2 separate regions of the Homo sapiens genome follow, and region 1 is linked to region 2. A link is a loop called in an ENCODE intact Hi-C map of the cell type or tissue named here. Cell type or tissue: IMR-90. All regions are shown on one strand. Each heading gives the region's core, and the rest is flanking DNA. Links, peaks and the distances in the headings are about the cores only. Region 1 overlaps NCK2 (NCK adaptor protein 2). Region 2 overlaps NCK2 (NCK adaptor protein 2).

Region 1 (2,911 bases), core at 303-2,802, 66 kb after region 2:
ATCCCTCATGCATGGTGCCTTCCTCGTGGTGATGAGTGGGTTCTCACTCTATTTAGTTCCTGTAAGAAGTGATGGTTAAAAAGAGCCTGGCACATCCCTCCTCTCTCTCTTGCTTCCGTGTTCTCGCCATGGGATCTCTACCCATCGGCCCCCTTCACCTTCTGCCATGAGTGGAAAGCAGCTTGAGGTCCTCACCAGAAGTAGATGCTGGCACCATGCTTCCTGTACCTCCTGCAGAACCGTGAACCAAATAAACCCTTTTCTTTATAAATGACCCAGCCTCAAGTATTCCTTTACAGTAATGCAAACAGACTAAGACAGATGTCCATGGAAAATGGAAATGCAAATGCTAAAGGCATGTTAAGGATGCCTCTGCAGACAGCACCATCCCTGCACAGTGGGCCCAGCCTCCCACACCACATTTGAGCAAGTGATTTCTGAGTACAGGTAGAGGGTGTGTGCACATCTTCCCGTTCCACTTCATCACATCAGTTTCCGTCCATTGTTCAGCTTCTCAAGAGTCCTAAATCCTGGCTCACTCCCAGATGGTCCCCATTGCTCTAACCATGCATCGTCTGCAAATCTGATAAGCAGGTTTCCAGCTCTTCATCCAAGCTGCTGTACAAATCATGGTCAAAGGCAGTAGGCAGTTGAGGCCTTCCTGGAGGAGCACTGAACCAGCAGGTGACAGGGCATGGCTGTCCAATCGCTACCAATCTACAAAACAGTTCTCCATGCAGGGAGATGGGCCTGCAGCCTGAGCTGGTGAATGCACACTGGCTTTGGAATGCAATGCCAGCTCCATCACTTTCTCTCAGCAAGACGACTAACTCTAGAGCCAGATACTCTAAAAAGCGCCCTGTAAAGTCCCATGTGCTTTTGGTGCACACTCACAGAAAATGTCACTTTGTTCCCCCGAGTGGACACGAAAATGACTCTCATTATTAAAGGGACTGAGCCGAGGGCCACTCTGTCCCCAAACACCCAGCCCTTGAGATGAGCCTGCCAAAGAACAATCCCGAGGCTGCTCTCACAGGGTAGGTAAGAAGCCAAGCAGGAGGCAGCAAGACAATGCGGATGCAGGTCAGACCATCCCTCCCCCTAACTCCAGCTTTCCTTGTGCCATGGGCCCCTCTCCTCACTCGACTGCTACAGCCAGCACGTGACAAAGGTCTCTGTCATGCTTTGTCCCTCAGTCTTTCTTCTTATCTGTTAACGTTGTGCACTGGTTTTGTGTAAATAGACTGTGAGGAGAAAAAAAAAAAAAGAAAAAAGCACATCCCTCAACCACGTGCTGGTGCACACGATGACATGGGGAAGGGGGGAGGCAAGCCGAGTGAGCTGGTCAACAGACGTAAGGGCTGGGGCTGGGGGATCCCTACAATGACGTCCAACAAGGGGGCAAATGATCACAGTCCTGTCCCCAAGGAGATGACAGCCCGGCAGGCCTCTAGCCAGTGAGCAGGGTTGGAGGGGAGGTCCCAGGGTAAGGAGGCATATTAACACCACAGATTTATGGGACACTCACCTAAGAGGGTCCAACCTCACCAGACACCCTGCAGACATCAAGCCACACTGCATCAAAGAGAACAAATGCTGACGGGCTCAGCACGCCCAGCTTTCACCTCCATTCAGTAACCTGTTTAAGTATCTCTTCCCTGCTTCTGCTTTTTTCTGCGTTTAGAAAATTAGAACATTTGCCTGTCTCCAATCTTCTGACACTTCTCCTCTCCTTCAAGACCCCTCAAAGAATACTAAAGGGGCTTCTGCCAACCACCTGGACAGGCATGTAATCCCATGGAACCTCGAGCTTGGATTGAAAAGCAGCAAGGTGCTCTCCCACTCACTTTTTCCCATGTTGAGCTTCAATTCCTTCTTCACGACATTTGTTCTGAAGCCTCTACTTTCAAGATTCTTCTTTTTAACAAACAAAACAAAACACAGACGTTCATGACAGTTGATCAACTGTGCTCCTGCAACTGGTCCCATCAGAAACCAAGCACCAAACCCACTCTCTCGGTCCATTTATCTCAAACAGACCAAAAACAGGATGAATGTTTCTTGTTCTTAGGCCTTAGTAGAACTTTGAGACTAACCCCATGTCAGCTGGGTTTCCGCCTTCTATGGGCTAATCACACACACATATGCCACTCTTACGTAATCCTGAATTGTATTCTATTTTCCTTGGCCTCCAGCACTCAAGTTTAAAGCTCAGGAACTGTGCACCTCAGAATTTCATGCTCTAAAGAGGAAAGGAAACAGATGAATGCTAATGGCAATCATTTACCAACCCTATCCTGGGTACCACAGACCAGACTAGGCCCTCTTTATGCACTATCTCAATCAATCTTTACAACAAGACAACACCTCATTACCCCGTTCACAGCAGAGAATTAGGTGGCGTGCACAGGGAGGACAGAGAACAAGGTGTGCAGTTGGAACCGGAGCCTGGGGACTCAGGATCCCTTCCTTGGTGTTCACCCTGGGCATGTGGCCCCCGTGCCGGAGACCAGGGAGAGCCAGACTATACGGTGCAGCCAGGCTACATGGCTGCACTGACCCTCTCTTCTCACAAAGTAAGGGCTCAGGAGGAAAACTGTCATGGTCTCTGTCAAATGCTGGTGCAAAGACACATCTAATGATACCACATGAACAAAGATGGTGTTTCCAAATGACAGATTTCCTTATTACCAGAAGCTACGCTGACCAAAGGAAACTCTTGGGAGGGATTCTTACAAACTTTGCAAAATGTAGTGTTTGAGTGTTTCTCTCACTGTTAAAAAAAAAAGTTATGTCATTAATGATTTTCAATCAAATTCCCTGATCCTGTCTCCATAGCCAAGAACATAGTGGCAAGATGGCGGAGGGGAAGGCCAGGTAAGGACCAATGGCTTCTTGAAATGGATCTATC
Region 2 (2,911 bases), core at 263-2,762:
GGGTCACTGAGGACAACCTGAGTGCGTGCCCAAAATCTGTGAATTCCCAAACGGAAGGGGAAGTTATAAAGAAAAACCCACATCAGCCTGGAGGAGTTGATCATAGGGACAGACTTCTGGGCAAAAACTGACATGAGTCAATGCAGGCTGATGTGCAGAAATACACCCAACTCCACCCATACTTGCCAAGGTCCATCGGTTACACCAAGGCAGCACGTGGGCCATGCAGGAGCCCTACAGATGCCCACCTGCTTGCAGGCAGGCAGCTTCACACATCAAGCCAGTAAACGAGCGCTCTCTCAGTAGCCTCATACCTGCTTCCAGGAAACAGACACTAAAATGGAATAGAGCAAAGGAACATTTTGGACATATGGATAGCACCTAAAAAAGAAAGCACACCGTATGGGTAAATGCAGACAGAAACATGCTAGGAAGATGGTTCTCTAATTCCCTGGCATATTTGGTTCACGTTTCTTTATTCGTAAACTTAAGACTCCCGCTTGAGTAACTCAAGTAATTAGTTAGGAAGGGGTGATCTTTAGGAAGCTGAAGCAGGGTGAGATCATCTTAGTAAGAAGCAACCAAGATGCCAGTTCCTGGGAAATGCTCTGCCTAATGTTTTGCCTTTCACCAGGACACGACTGGCTCTCACCCAGCCAAGCGCACACAGCAATGTGAATCCCACACACCCCACTGTGAACTCCACACCTGATTCTCCTTAGTATTCCAAGGGTACGGACCCCACCTTCACTTCCCAGGGTCTCTCCTGCCTTGTCCTCCATTAGAAATCTTTTTAGACAATCCGTGTCTATTTTCTCTCGAAGTATCCTCCCACTAATCTGTTGTGATTTGTTTTACATTTTTGGTTCTAAATACTTGGAAGCTAAAGATACACAAAAACAAACCCACATTTATTTTGGGGTGTCTGGCACCACAACTACTGCCGAAGATTCCATGTTATGTGGGCCCTTCCTATTATGAACAATCTTGCAAGACAGAATTTTAATGAATTCTAAATTCTGATACATTATATTTAATTCATGTTCATACAATGGTAAATTATACAACAGAGACATGAAAAGTAAACGTGAAGTATTAAATGCATCTCTGAAAACCCACAGAGTCCTTGTCTTAGCGTGATAAAGAGACGATAAACAATTTGTTGGAGAAGCGGAACATTTAAAATAGAATTAAGATAGCTGAATTTTCTTCCCCTTATGTTACATACAAACATTTTAAGGGGAACAGTTTGGCTTTGTACTGATTTGAAAGGAAAAAGTGGTTCCTTGGAGAGCGGCTTAGTTTAGAAAGCATGTCTGAATGGTATGTAGGATGATTAACAGGAATTTTCTCATTCCTGAAGAACATTCAACTCAGAAAAACAAACTACTTCTAAGACAAATGCACCATAAAGAATCAGCTTCTCCTTTTACATGACTCACAGAATATATAAGCCACACTGAGCATCCCAAGCACTCAACACCCAGGAAGCATATATACCAAAAATTACTGGGTACATCTCATTTCCAGCCTGTGTCAGGACCAAGTACCCTGTGGGAAAAGCCTGATGTTCTCTAGACCAGGGGTCCCCAACCCCCCGGGGCCACAGACCAGTACCTCTGTGGCCTGTTAGGAATGGGCTGCACGGCAGGAGATGAGCAGTGGGCTGGCGAGCATTACCACCAGAGCTCTGCCTCCTGTCAGGCGGTGCAGCATTAGATTCTCACAGGAGCGCAAACACTATTGTGAACTACGCCTGTGAGGGATCTAGCTTGTGAGCTCCTTTTGAGCATCTATCTAATGCTGATGATCTGAGGTGGAACAGTTTCATCCCGAAACCATCGCCCCCACCTCCTGCCACCATCCATGTAAAAACTGTCTTCCACGAAACCAGTTCCTGGTGCCAAAAAGTTTGGGGACTGCTGTTACAGATGAACTGCACTGTGACAGCTAGTACTGACAACAGCAAGAAGCCATCTGTGTAACAGGATCTTGATTATATACTTATATTAACACTGGGAAAAGAGACACAATGTCAACCGTGATTACTTCTGAGTGATAAGATCACGGAGCATTTGCTTTTCTCTTTTATGCTTTTCTATAGTTTCCAAATTTTAAAAGTAATATCCCAGCTGGCCACGGTGGCTCACGCCTGTAATCCCGGCACTTTGGGAGGCCAAGGTGGGTGGATCACCTGAGGTCAGGAGTTCGAGACCAGCCTGGCCAACATGGAGAAACCTTGTCTCTACTAAAAATACAAAATCAACTGGGTGTGGCGGCGCATGCCTGTAATCCCAGCTACTTGGGAAGCTGAGTCAGGAAAATTGCTCGAACCTGGTAGGCGGAGGTTGCGGTGAGCCAAGATATTGCCATTGCACTTCAGCCTGGGCAACAAGAATGAAACTCTGTCTCAAATAATAATAATAATAATAATAATAATATCTCTGTCTTTAAGAGTGAAGACAACTGATTAATAGTTTTATAAAACTCAGGCATTTCAGAGATTATGATTCTGAGGAATATCTGTTTGCAGAAAACTGTGCCATACAAAGAAACTGATGACAAAGATGCTGAAGATGACTCATGCGGCAGCGGCACATGTGTGCTGACAAAACTGCTCCCAGATTAAACTCAATTACGGAAAAGGAGTATACTCCTATGACACTCAGCTTCTCAGTTATTTTGATTAATGGCTCTTGCTCACCTCAACATTAAGGAACCAGGAAAAGTTACAAAGACGTGAATCCCTAGGGTCCAGGCAGAACTGGGGAACTGTTCCCTTAGCATTTTGGGGGCTAGCGCAAGGGCAGCAAATAACCTCAACAGTCGTGTGGGTGGGAGTCGCCAGTATTGATGCCTAGCAGGAACTGCATCTCCCTCCCACACCAATCAGCACCCCCAATTCCTGAGA

The links. Peaks named below come from ENCODE experiments on the same cell type or tissue, not always from the same donor. Only the 100,000 strongest peaks of a DNase experiment are listed, where the experiment ranks them.
Region 1: it touches region 2 in a loop (5-fold over the local background); 14 of 110 quality-filtered maps call a loop at or near these places.

Annotation. Positions count from the first base shown.
Region 1 is chr2:105,799,775-105,802,685 of GRCh38, reverse strand. All of the region lies in intron 1 of NCK2 (NCK adaptor protein 2), which reads right to left. Among named protein-coding and RNA genes, the nearest start is that of NCK2, 56 kb to the right of the region's middle. RefSeq lists an enhancer at 1,596-1,765 and silencers at 1,956-2,015, 2,036-2,125. In IMR-90, for the core only: no CTCF peak of the experiment used is centred there; no DNase peak of the experiment used is centred there.
Region 2 is chr2:105,865,433-105,868,343 of GRCh38, reverse strand. The region is part of intron 3 of NCK2 (NCK adaptor protein 2); the gene reads right to left. Among named protein-coding and RNA genes, the nearest start is that of NCK2, 120 kb to the right of the region's middle. In IMR-90, for the core only: no CTCF peak of the experiment used is centred there; a DNase peak (open chromatin) is centred at 1,353; H3K27ac peaks cover 971 bases.